Regions from separate parts of the Mus musculus genome. Here region 2 is linked to region 1. A link is a loop called in an ENCODE intact Hi-C map of the cell type or tissue named here. Cell type or tissue: heart. All regions are shown on one strand. Links, peaks and the distances in the headings refer to the core of each region. The heading gives the core; the rest is flanking DNA.

Region 1 (6,517 bases), core at 1,528-4,027:
TCCCTGGTACAGCATAAACGGGGCAGGATAAGGGCAAGCCTGGAAGTCCAAGGCTTGGAGGTGAAAGCAGAGGCACCAAAAGTTCAAGATCATAGTTCTTGAGAACATAGTTCAAGGCTAGCCTGGGATACATAAGACTCTGGAAAAACAAACACGGGCCAATGTGAGAACAGAGGCTCCTGTTCACCACTGCATAAAATCAAGGCTTCATGAAAGGTTATAGACCCAAAGTCCCCCGGGGAGGCAGGCACAGGTGCAGGTGTTATAACCAGAGACCCCAGAATTTGGTACAAGTCTTTCTGCCCGAACACACTGTATCAAAGCTCCCGATGCCCTCATTTGCATGTGTTAATATTTGTTAGCCATCAGAGCTCTTTGTCAACCTCACCCGCGCCGCCCTCTTCCAGGGAAGTGTAGGAGAGAGGAGAAAGGTCCTCTGCCAAAGCTCGCATTGTTATGTCTGTCATCGCATTCCTAGCACACAGCCAGCTAGCTGCCTGATAGGGGGGGAAGGTGTTCACACTGCTGAAAAAGCAAGTCTCTGACTTAGTGTGGCAAAGAGCAGAGAGCAGGGATTAGGAAGTAACTGATGAGAGGGGTTATCTATCCAGGGACATGTGAAGACTATTAAAAACGCACGGCGCACGTTAGAGCATCCTCAAAATGCTCTGCAAATAGCTGAATCTATGAAGACTCTGATCAAAAGAGTAGGGGAAAAAATCTTCCCGGAAAACTTTAACTACGCATCTCATTCTAGTCATTAATTCAAATTATTTGGCTGGTACACACATTCATTTGTTCCTTCCTTCCTTCCTTCCTTCCTTTCTTCCTTCAATTAGATAATACTGATTGAATACGAACAATATTCCAGACATGCCGAATGCTACGGATTAAAAAAAAAAAAAAAAGAAAAGAAAAGAAAAAAAAGAAAAAAACCACCAGCATCTAGTAACAGATGAGAAAATCCCATAGCAACAGGTACTTCATATGCCATAAAATCAGAGACCCAGGGTGCTTAGTGAGGGGTAGACTGAATGTGGGGGCATAAGAGTAAAACTAAGGCTGTAATGGGTAACTAGGGAGAAACTGAATGGGAGTACCCAGGCAGAGAGAGCAGCACAGCCAGACATAGGTGGGCAGCAGAGAGATCAGGTGATAAGGGGAGTGGCACGAAGTACAGTTTAGAGCCAGGTCGTGAGAGGTGAGGCTGGCAGAATATTATGAAGTAGAACTGGGGTCATCTGCCCTCCCCAAGGCAGGACCCTGCAAGAACGTATCCCAACCTGGATGATACACAGACTCAGTAAGTCTGGCAAAGAGATTGGGCTTGGAAGGAGTCTGCACTTCTAAGGAGCCCTTAAGTGATGCCTGATACAAATGGTCCCCGGTGCCCCTTAGGGTGGCGGCAATACAAGCAGTAGGGTTTATACATTTGATATAGTTCAGGAGAACTCCACAATCACAATGGCCTTTTCCCAAGACTCTGTAGCAGGATGTAACAGGGAATGAATGGAGAAAGACAATACCAAAGCTAAGTTCACAATGACCCATCAATCAACCAGCCAATCAATCAATAAGAGAAGCTAGCGAAAGAGTTCAGTAAGTTGGCTGGTAGTCTTTGAAGTCAGTCCAAGTACTTCCCCTCAGAGAACGGCTGGTTATAAGGGCAACGTGAAACGGTAAAGCTTAAGCACACCCCACCCAATCAGAACTTTGGGAATTGAATCTGCCTCGACTATCTCTGGGTCTCAGCTGCACCATCTTAAAGCCCACTAACATCCAGCTAAAGCGTCCAGGTAAAGGAGCCTTGTCATGCCCGCAGAGGATCTCCGTACCAAGTGGGTAAAGCCAGGCTTTCTTGCTATCATTGGGTGTGTATTTCAGGAAATCTCAGAAAGAGCAAGGAAGATCTAGAAAACAACACGGATGTCCACCAGATCCCTGAACAACATTTCTGTTTGGGGGTTTGGTTTTCATTTATAATGCACGGGCATGTAAATAAGAAACGCCTGTATTGCCGCTACCATATTCTCTATCCACCTTGGTATATTTCTCACTCCAAAACTTGAAAGTGGATTAAAACAATTATGGTCGAGGTTTGCACAGTAGGGAAAAGACAAAAGGACAAGTCAGCCCACAAATATTTCCCCCTTCATCACACAGAAGCCAAAACACATAACCTCTAACGAGAGGTTCCTCCAAAGAAAACAAGAATCAGACCTTGTGCTTCATGCACTTATATGGGTTGCTATCCTCTAGCCAAAGGCAAACAAACTCAAAACAATCAATAATACCCTCTGCCTGCCACTATTTGCCCACACAACCTTGTAAACAAGCGGATCTCTACAAGGCACAGAAGTTGAGTAGAGGCAGCCGACACCCATCCCTCTGCCTTAGAGGAGTTTGGCTTACGTCCAAGGAGACAAAAGACCACAAGAGCACCTACCTTTCTCTTCAGCAGTGGGCAGCCTCCTCAGATTTGCTTCTATGTGGACGATCTCCCCGCAGACCTCTGAGGTGAGGCGAAACTTAAAGGTGTCCCATTCATTCAGGCAACCCGAGGAGGGTAGCGTTTCGGTAGATCAGACTTTAGAGACTCCCGGGCTCACACTGGGCTTCCAGACCTCCGGGCCAGAGGTGAACTGTGGGCTGTTCCTCAGTGCAGGAAGAAACTGGGAGGCACCGTGTGGCTGGAGGTGGAGGCGGAGGCTGGGGAAGGGAAGCAATCTGGGGACTGTAATAAATGAGAAATCCTCTCCACACGATTTCCTGTATTTGGTGCCTCTTGCCTCTCGCAGGCTTCCCAGAGGGACTCAGAAATTTAAACTTGTCCTTTGGCCACTGAAAGAGGAGAGGATAAACATGCTAAGAACCATGAAACTAAGGAGAGACGGGCAACAGGCAGAGAACTCACAGCCGCTACCTTTATCTTTAACAAAGTACTTTCTTCCTGAAATTTCTCCAAGTGTTTAACTCTGCAAAAGTCAAGGGTGCCTTCGTCCTCTTCCCCTTACTTCTGGCCCTGGCCCAGACATCAGGCAACAGAGCAGCCAGTGAAAAACAGGTCAGAACAGGCTCAGAAAGAGTAGTTGCCTGCCATCAGGCAGAGACCCAAACTGCTGCTGTTTTTGGAAAGGTTCGTGATATTGGTTATTAATCTTGGGGGAAAAAATCTCCTATATTTATTAATCAATTTTGTTCCAAGGCTTGCAGAATTATTGATGATCTATGATCCATAGATTGCTGCAAGCAGGATCCTCTACATTAGTGGTTCTCAGCCTCTGCCTAGGTTTTGAATCCTTTGGGAGTCAAACAACTTTTTCACAGGTGTCTATATATGTCCTGTATATCAGATGTTTACATTGCAATTCATAACAGTAGCAAAATTTCAGTGATGAATTAACAATGAAAATATTATAGTTAAAAATTTTATAAAAAATATAAATTTTATGGATAGGGGTCACCACAACATGAGGGTCATAGCATTAGAGAGGTCGAGAACCATTGCTCTATAATACATGGAAAGCTCACTGATAGCTGAAAAGGAAAGACACGCACTCAAAAGTGTAAAAAATTCAAGGTGGCTGCCCTTGAGCATTCAGCTATGAACAGAGAGGGCAGCCTTTGTAAGCCCAGGGCTTAGTATAAGTACAGAGTCACCCATCAGGCTGGTCCCAGTTATAGAAAGACATTGGCAATTCTAAGTGAATTGACCTCAACAGGCATCAAGAAGCTTAGACTCCCCCTCATTTGTTTGTGATGTGAGGTATATCAGAAGCTGGTACCTGGACAGAAATGCTCAACCCTGAGTGTGAAGAGATACAGAATGGCAGTTAAAGTCACACCAGTCAACTCCTTGCTAATGTTGGCTTCCTCTAGCCCAGTCTCCTCGAGGCTACCAAGAAAATCACCCTCCATGTTGTTGTGTAAATAATTCATTTAATTATTACCTCTGCTTTGCTTTAGATCTATGCATATGAGGTTAGAGAGATGGATCCACAGTTCAAAGTGTTGCTGCTCCTCTAGAGAGCCCAAGTTTCTCTGGAGAGACGGAGGAAATGGTCTCCATAACGTTTATTAAAATTTTGTACTACCTTAAGAAAAGCAGCCAAATACTTCATCATGACGTAGACCAATGTCTCCCGCTTTACCTCGGGTCTCCCTTCTGTGTGTCCTGTTTAATCCTCCCTCTATTCCCTCCTTCCTGACCTCTCTTCCCTTATGGAAATTACTCTATGCAGAATGCGGATTTCCCTCTCCAGAGTCCTTCACCTCTCACAGCTCCCAGAGCAGACTCTGATACCTTGGGCCCTGGTATTGTTCCCTAGAGAACTCTGACTTTCTCCCCCACAAAGCCAGGAAGCCTTTCTATATGTGCTTGGAAGGAAAGGATTAAAGTTAGTAAGGGTGAAGGCAAGCATCAAGAGATAAGGGGGTGGGGGGAGGGAGAAATGGCCAACGGGAGATCTGGGGGGCTGGGGGAGGGACGAATAAGGAAGGGCAGCAGGATGGAGATGGTGATGGTAGGAAGAAGTGTGGGGTGGGAAAAGGTTAGAAAACATCAAGACAGGAGACAGGAAGTCAGGGACTGTCACAGGCCAGTATTTCCCAGGGGCAGAGTCAGGGCAGGCTCTTTGTGCGTCCTCTTCCAGCTGGACACCATCTTTCCTCTCTCCAGCAGGCAGAGGGAGGTGCTGGAACAAGCCACCGTGGGTGCCATTGCAGCAAAGAATTAGTCCCTGCATTTTTCTTGGACTTGGAGGCATTATTAAAGCCACATGACTGTTTGTCATTTTATGGTTTAGAACACATCACGACAGTCACCCCTGGAATTTCTAAGTATGTATTTGGGTTCCTTCCCATGGCTCTCCAGAATCAAGCGCTCCAATTGTCTGTTTACAAAGGCTGTTCTGGGCTGAGAAGCTCCACAGGAGGCTGCCTGATTAAAGTACAAGCGGCGCCGGCATGTGCAGAGGCAATCAACGTGTGTGCTCTCTGAGTAGCCGGTTTTATGCTCAGAATTGGACAATTTTAAAGGTCTCTCTCTCTCTCTCTCTCTCTCTCTCTCTCTCTCTCTCTCTCTCTGTGTGTGTGTGTGTGTGTGTGTGTGTGTGTGTGTGTGTGTGTGTGTGTGTGTGTGTCTGGTGTGCATATGTTGGGAACCTTGGTGCAGAAGCCAGAAGAGGGTCGGATCCCCTGGAGCTGGTACTACAAGCTGTTGCAAGCCAGCCAGTGTGAATGCTAAGACCTGAACTTGGGTTCTCTAGAGGAGTAGCAAGTCCTTTGAATGCTGAGCCGTCTCTCTAGCCCCATAAATGTGCATATATATAATTAAATGAATTATTTGTGTTAATAACTCTCAGCTTGGCTCCTAGTTAGTGGGTATCATTCCCATCAGAAGTGGAAGCATCAGGAAAAGCAATGGAAGACTTTGAAATGGAAGCCAAAACAGGATCATGCTGTCAACAGAATGTTGAACGGATTCTAGAAGATCTTTTAGTGGAATCTGTGTGAATCTATAAGAGCCTATCTTTTTTATTATTGTTGGTCGTTGCATAGTTATTCTTATAGAAACGAGTGGTACAGTGAACGGTTCTCATTTTAGAAATAGAAATCACTTTATTTGGTGGAGTGCAATTGATGTGCTCACTGCACAAATGTGAATCTTAAGCATTGTATCTTGGGCTGTTATAGGGTATTATCCACTTGTGCATATGTTAGCAAATGCAGTCTAGCCTTTCTGATCATCTATGTATAACTGTACCTGATCCTCAGATTTCTCTTGGGACAGACATTAGCACCTAATGTCCCCCTTCAATCATGAGAAAAAGGCAACCTCTGTTGTATATTTATTTCATAATAAGGTAAGAATTATGATTTTGCTAATTTGGAAATGATCTTTGGACAGAAGGCAGGTGTTGACAGTGCTAACAACTTGCTGTTTTTAACAATTTCCAATGGCAGGCATTCCCTTAAATAGTCTGACTAGTTTTCAATGGCACCTGAAAATGAAATAAAAGCAGGGAATGAACAAATCATAGCGATTGTCCAAGTGGAATGACAGGAGGACAAGTGGCCGAATTGGAACCTCTAGCACTCACCTGCATTGGCTCAGAGAACAACCAAAGCAGCAAGTGTACGGGAACATTTTGAGGTCAGCAACTGTGGGCAAGGCCTGGAGATCAGTGAGAGATAGACTGGAACCTTGTAAGATGCAGAGAGCTGAGATAACAGCAGTGAAAGGAGAGAATGGCCCAATGTCTACAGCTCTGGCTCCATATCTCAAGAGTCTCTCTTGTGTAGGCACGCAGAGGATTCCAGCAAACTCCACTAGGGCAGATATTAGCAATGCTAGATGCTAGAAAGTATCATAAGCCCTCTCCCAGCCCTAAGGCTTACCACCCGCTAGATATGTAGCCTGAATCTGCACAGGGTCTCATCTTATTATCTCCTAGTGACACCTCAGGGTGTTGTGACAGGACTGATTTTTCCCCGTTTTATTTTATGTGCATGAGTG
Region 2 (6,517 bases), core at 2,537-5,036, 75 kb before region 1:
GAACATGTACACAAGGCAAACAGGTATTGCTTGCATCCTGCTTCTTATGACATTTCTCAAAAAGGCTGTAACTGGTTCATTTTCAGAGGACAGACGGAAAGAAGTGTCTGTAGCCGTGGTGACTCTAGAATGCCATTTGATTTAATGACGCCTTTATTATTTTGATCAGCATAGGACCAGCGTTGTAGATTGAATGAGAAATGCCCCCTTCGGCTCATGTTTAAACACTTAGAACCCAGTTGGTGATATTCTATGAAAGTTCCAAAACCTTTAAAATGTAGAACTTGCTGAACACAGTATATCGCTGTGGATAGGATTTAAGGTTTAACAGCCTAAGCACACTTCCTGTCCCGCCCCCTCTCTCTGGTTCCTGTGTGTAGATGATATAAGAAATGGCCCTTTCAGAAACTGAAAAACTGAAAACAAACCTTTTTATTCAACCATAAGACCAAGTGATCAGGTTGTCCTAGCTTTATGTGGGGCTATTTCTCGAATGGAGAGATTGAAACATGGAACCAGAGGCGGGGCTGGGGATAGGGGGAGGGCTGGTAGTGGGGAAGTAACTGAGGCCGTTGGGATTTAAGGAGGGGAAACCAAATTGTGGAGGAAGGAGGTTTGCAGTCATATGGGTTCAATGACAACGGAACTAGCCTGGTCCTATACAACTTTCTAAGCCCAACTGCTTCCTTTAGCTGAACAACATGGTTAGTTTCTTCCCAGTCTTTCCGACCCAACCCAATTTAAAATGATTCCATCTGCATTGAAATGGCATAGAGGGACATCTGACTGACATCCCACTCCCGGGGAAAGCTCGGCTTCATTCTGCCCACTGAGATGAGGATTCCAATCGACTGGCAAGTATAACATACGTCTGTCTAAAGAGTCTATGGCAAGAGTTCTTACCTACAGAGGTGAAGGTCACAGCTATGTTCTTACTGCCTCTGGCTCCATAGGCACTGACGAACTCGCATGTGTAGATGACTGTTGTTCCAGAAGACCCACTGGGACACTGGGTTCCATCTGCCTTGAGCGTGTAAGTGCTGCAGCTAGACTCTAGGTCTGATTCTGGGTTCCCTGCAATGATATAAACACATTTTCAACAACATGTGTTGTAGTATGTATATATTTAATCTCAAACACCTTTGATCACTCAGTTTCCAGAAAAAAAAAGACACATAAAGTTTATATATATAAAAAGCCTTAATCAGCCCTAGAACTTGGCAGGTATCTACCCTCTTAGCTATTAGGTTTTTACCTCCCTATCAATAACCCCGAATTATGACTTGTGAGCTGTGGGTATAATCAAGTGTCATTAAGAGTCACTTTTATTGCTATGTTCTTTTAGTAGAACTGTATTTGGTGTTGCCCTAGGTTCTCAGGTACTTGATCACCCAAGTAGCATCAGGGATGTGTTTCATCTTACAAAGAGGGCCTTCCATTAAATCAGACGTGGTTGGTCACTCCCACAAGTTTTATGGCACCATTGCACTAGCATTCCCTGCAGGCAGGACACCGTGTTCTGAGTGGGCCTCTCTTACTCTGATTGGCCAGTCCCCATTGGACAACTCTTACCATCTCTTATCCCATGGCATCTTCCTCTTTCCTTCTGCTCCCTCTTCCTCATGGTCTCTTGCCTCTGACCCCAAGCCCAGGGACCAACCTCCCCCATCTCTGCCTATCTCTCTTCTGCCTAGCTAATAGGCTGTAGGCATCTTTATTCACCAATCAGATAACTTGGTGGAGAGGTGTTGGTTACATAGCATCACTTGAGTCTACATGCAAATTCTATATCCCTGGGGGCAACCAGGCCTTGGGGGCCAACATTTAGCATTAGAATATATAGCAAAAGAAAAAACCTCAAAAATATGGTTGTCTCACTCTAAATTAGTAGCACGTTTTTCAGTGGAACCTTCAGCTCCGTGCTTTTTCAGTTGCTCACAACTTTATAATTCCCGAATCACTGCTTCCATTCTCAGAAACATCCCACCCTCCAAGCCGTCTTTATTTCATGCCCAGGGTTCTCAAATAACCCTGTGTGTGATTTCTTTTCCTTCTCTGGTCTCCATTTTCTTCTCCACCCAACTTCACCTGCTACTGTGGCTGTCAGATGTTCTTGCAGCACTCATGCCATCCCAAAGTGAAAGTGGTGGATTCGTGTCAAAATAAACGCACTCCTTCAATGCTAGCTGATCAACAATGCTTTCCTGGCTGGTTTATCACAACTGGACACAAGGTGGAGTCGTCAGAGAAGAGGGAAACTCAATTGAGAAAATGCCTCCATAAGACCACAGTTTAAAGCATCTTCTCAATTAATGATCAAAGCGGGAGCACCCAGCCCATTGTGGGTGGTACCATCCCTGGGCTTATGGTCTTGTGTTCTTTGGAAAGCATGCCGAACAAGCCATGAGGAGCAAGCCAGTAAGCAGCACTGTCCATGGCCTCTGCATCAGCTGCTGTCTTCAGGTTCCTGCCCTACATATGTTCCTGCTCTCACTCCTTTTGATGTGGAACTGTTATGCTTTGATGATGATACTCTATGGAAGCATGAGTGAAATATGCCCTTTCTTCCTCACGTTGCTTTTGGTCATGGTGTTTTATCATAGCAGTAGTGACTCTAACTAAGGCAGGTGCATGCCTTTATTGGTTTGAGTATCATATGACCAGTGCTGTGGTTTGAATGAGAAATGTCCCTCGTAGGCTCACGTGTTTCAACACTTAGTCCCCAGTTCACATTGCTCTTTGGGAAGGTAACAAAACCTTTAGGGTGTGGGAATTTGCTAAAGGAAGCACATCACTGTGAGGTGGGCTTTACGTTTTCATAGCCTGGTCCACTTCCCATTCTCTCAGATCCCTGTGTGTGGATGAGACATTATCACTCTGCTTGCTGACTGCCAGGCCTTCTCCTTCATGGTGGACTGTGTCTGCTCTGGGACTGAAAGCCAAAATCAACCCTGGTTCTCTAGTTTGTCCTTCAGTCAGGGTATTTGATCACAACCACAGGAAAGTAGGGAGTCCAAGCAGCCTTCCTCCCTAAGTGTCTATTCAGGTCACTCCACTCATCTCCACTCTTTTTCTCTTTGACAAAATCACTTCTAACTCTCTAAGGCCTGCCCTCCGTTCATCCTTTCTTGAACCTAGCTCTTATGAGAAAGCCACACCTGCACTAAGGATCCTACAGGTTTGACACACTGTAGATGGGGAGAACGTTGCCTCTCTCTGCAGGTCAAATCTTAGTCTGCTTACATGAAAGCTGCTCTAGCCCCACCCCCTCTCATGATGCTTCTGCATTTGATACCTGAGGGCTTCCCATTCCTGTCTTGTCATTAGATCTTTGAAACTGGCCTTTGTCACCCTCTACTTTTGTCAAAAGTGTTTCCTTACGGCTAACGGCACCTTCTCTTTCCTCCATCTTGGGCTTCTCCTCATGTTGCCTCCACTGCCAGCCATCTTCTTTCAGCAGTAGCTGTGTGAGCCTCCCTTGGGGCCTTCCTTGTTTTTCCTGTTTTCATCTTCCTGGGCTTCCTTTCAAGGGCCCTCTCCTGAGCATCCTTCTTAAATGCCTATGTTGCTCCTGGTGTTATCCCCAGCCACACCCCTCCACCCCATCCTATTCCACTGTTGCTCCTCTTTGCTTCACTCCCTTGGCAACATCAGCCCCCCACCCCACCCCGAGGCTCCTGCTATGAACTGAGATTGGATGACTTCCCTCACTACTCTAAGAGGAATGATCTGGTTGGAAACTCTGAAGGCAAATTCCCAATGTTGATTTGACATCTCTGGTACCTCAAACTCAACACGTGCGATTTCTTTATTTTTCCCCAGACAGAATTCGCACATCCAGGGTTTCCTGCCAGTGCTATTGGCAGGAACCCAAATTAAAACACTTAAAGCCGCTTTAATTACCCGAACTTCCTCACATTGTGCTTCCACTCGCTTATGAAAACCCTGTCTGAGCTTACACTCCTGAAACATGGCCATCTCCAGCAGTGAAAGGTCACTCCCTACCCACCACCCCTGCCCCCCGGGCCCCGCTGTTTGTTGTCTGAACTTTGCAACTGATTACATCTGGGCTTCAATTCAGAATTAATTCTCTCTTCAACTTACTCACTGTGCCACCTGGAAGTTTCATTTTCTTTTTGTGGTTGACTTGGTTTGGGTTTTGAGACAGGGTCTCACTCTATAGCCCAAGCTTGCTTTGAAAGTGCTGTGTTGTTTTGGTTAGTGTTTTACTGCTGTGAACAGATACCATGACCAAAGCAAGTCTTATAAAAAACAATATTTACTTGGGGCTGGCCTACAGGTTCAGAGGTTCAGTCCATTATTATCAAGGTGAGAGCATGGCAGTATCCAGGCAGGCATGGCACAGGCAGAGCTGAGAGTTCTATGTCTTAATCCAAAGGCTGCTAGTGGAAGACTGACTTCCAGGCAACTAAGGTGAGGATCTTATGCCCACACCCACAGTGACACACCCATTCCAACCAGGTCACACCTATTCCAACAAGGCCACACCTCCAGATGGTGCCACTCCCTGGTCCAAGGATATACAAACCATTACATGTGTAATCTAGTCTGGCCTTTAATTTGTGATTCTCCTGCCTCAGCTTCCTGGGCTTCAAGTACAAGTAGTCGATCATGATGTCCAGTGAAAGTTTAGGTTTCTAACTTGAGCTCTGAGCATCTAATTTCCTTTCACCTTTAAATGCTTACTGTGGGTACCGAGTAAAGTCAAATGCTCTTAACACAATGTGTGCCACTGAAGGACCACAGGTTAGACATATCCCTGAGAGGCAGACACATAGAGAGAGGACCTGAAAACAGATACTGAAGATGGCAAACTTCCAGCTTATTCCTCACCCTCCTGACCTGAGACCTAAGTCTGGTATCTCAAAACAAAGACTACATGAGCTTTCTCCTCCCACTGGTACTCCCCCTTCCCCACCCCTATCCATCAGCAGGACATGCTGATGTCAATGTTGTAGGCCTATCAGACTCCCTATCTGTTAGGTTTCAAACCCAGGACTCGAATCCTAACCCTGTTAATATACAGGCACTTTCACCCCCTACTCTCAGGGACCTAGCAACAGCTTATGTCATCACCTGCCACAGTCAGGTGCGCCAGGTGCACTAGGTGTGTGCTGTGGACAAAGGGACCTGGCCACCACTCCAGGTCTTTCTCTCTGTGTGCTCCTCCTTTCTAGTCTCTGCACACAGTCAGGCTCCTTCCTTCCCTCTCTCTCTCCCTCCCTCCCTCGCTCGCTCCCTCCCTCCCTCCTCTGCCTTCTCTCTCTGTCTCCCTGTTCATGTCGATTTCTCTAGCCTTGTCTCCTGAGACAGGTGAACCCACCTGAGAGCTGTTCCCAAATAAACCTGCTTTTATGCTTTTATACTTTTAATTTGGCTTGAATTTGCTTAGCATGTGAGCCGAGAAAAGCTATTTCTTGGTGCTGAAACCCAGGTCCCTCTCAGGGTTGAAACCTAAAACTGTCTTGGTTCAAACTGACCAGCTCTAAATTGGGGAAGGAACCTTGAGAAAAGACCTTGAGAACCTCCAGCCAATGAGGAGAGACCTCCTGGGTTTTTTGGTTCCTGAGATGCTGCTTTGCTTTGCAGGAGGTCTTTCTCTCACTTTCTCTTGATTGGCCTTTCTGAGTGTGTGTGTGTGTGTGTGTGTGTGTGTGTGTGTGTGTGTGTGTGTGTGTGCTCAGCCCTCAGAAAAGCCTTTCTTCTGTCTGCCATACCTGAGATTTCTCCCGTTTCTACCCATTGCACTTGGTGTGTGTGTGTGTGTGTGTGTGTGTGTGTGTGTGTGTGTGTGTGTGTGGTGTGTGTCTTTAAATTTTTTGAATGCCAGATGAAAGGAACCTGATGCAGACCTCTAGACGACAGCAACATTTCTCACACAATAATATGTTCTAATCTATTATTCTCCTCTGAATTTGATTCTTCATTTTTCTCAAAACCCGAACCGCTTGTGGCCTTCAACTCATCCTGCAGCCCTGGCCCTGGATGCCTCTTCCTGTTGAATGTGCCTCATGCTTTTTGTTTGTTTGCTTGTTTTTGTTTTTGAGACAGGGTTTCTCTGTGTAGCCCTGTCTGTCCTGGAACTTACTCTGTAGACCATGCTGCCCTCAGACTAAGAAACCTGCCTGCCTCTGCCTCCCAAGTGCTGGGATTAAAGGCGTGTGCCACCAATGCCCAGTGTACCTCATGATTAAAGTCTGGCCTTTTTACCCAATGGACAATCCAGTGAACCATACGAAGAGAGATGTGTATAGAGAAAGACAGAACCTAGGAATATGTTGGTGATGGGTCCCATCAAAGAAAATTCAATACAGTGTGCAGGCTAAAGGGAGGGTCATCTCAGACGGGTGACTGAGAAAGACTTCAGAGAAGAGGATGTTATTCTAAGTCTTCAAAGACAACTGGGAGGTTAACAGAAATCAGGGCTGTGGTGTGAAGTGAGGCTGTCAGGGTGTGAACCTAAACCAACAATCCTCACAGAAGGGCTTAGCACTCC

The links. Peaks named below come from ENCODE experiments on the same cell type or tissue, not always from the same donor. Only the 100,000 strongest peaks of a DNase experiment are listed, where the experiment ranks them.
Region 2: a loop joins it to region 1, with 2.1 times the contacts of the local background. A loop is called at or near these places in 2 of 42 quality-filtered maps.

The regions. Positions count from the first base shown.
Region 1 is chr17:43,356,526-43,363,042 of GRCm38, reverse strand. It overlaps a transcript of Adgrf5 not described here. Among named protein-coding and RNA genes, the nearest start is that of Adgrf5, 30 kb to the left of the region's middle. In heart, for the core only: a CTCF peak has its summit at 2,694; a DNase peak (open chromatin) is centred at 2,632; H3K4me3 peaks cover 1,487 bases; H3K27ac peaks cover 1,574 bases.
Region 2 is chr17:43,432,073-43,438,589 of GRCm38, reverse strand. Adgrf5 (adhesion G protein-coupled receptor F5) reads right to left here. Exons shown (of 21, transcript NM_001081178.1): 11 at 904-1,074. Among named protein-coding and RNA genes, the nearest start is that of Gm25135, 19 kb to the left of the region's middle. In heart, for the core only: no CTCF peak of the experiment used is centred there; a DNase peak (open chromatin) is centred at 3,959.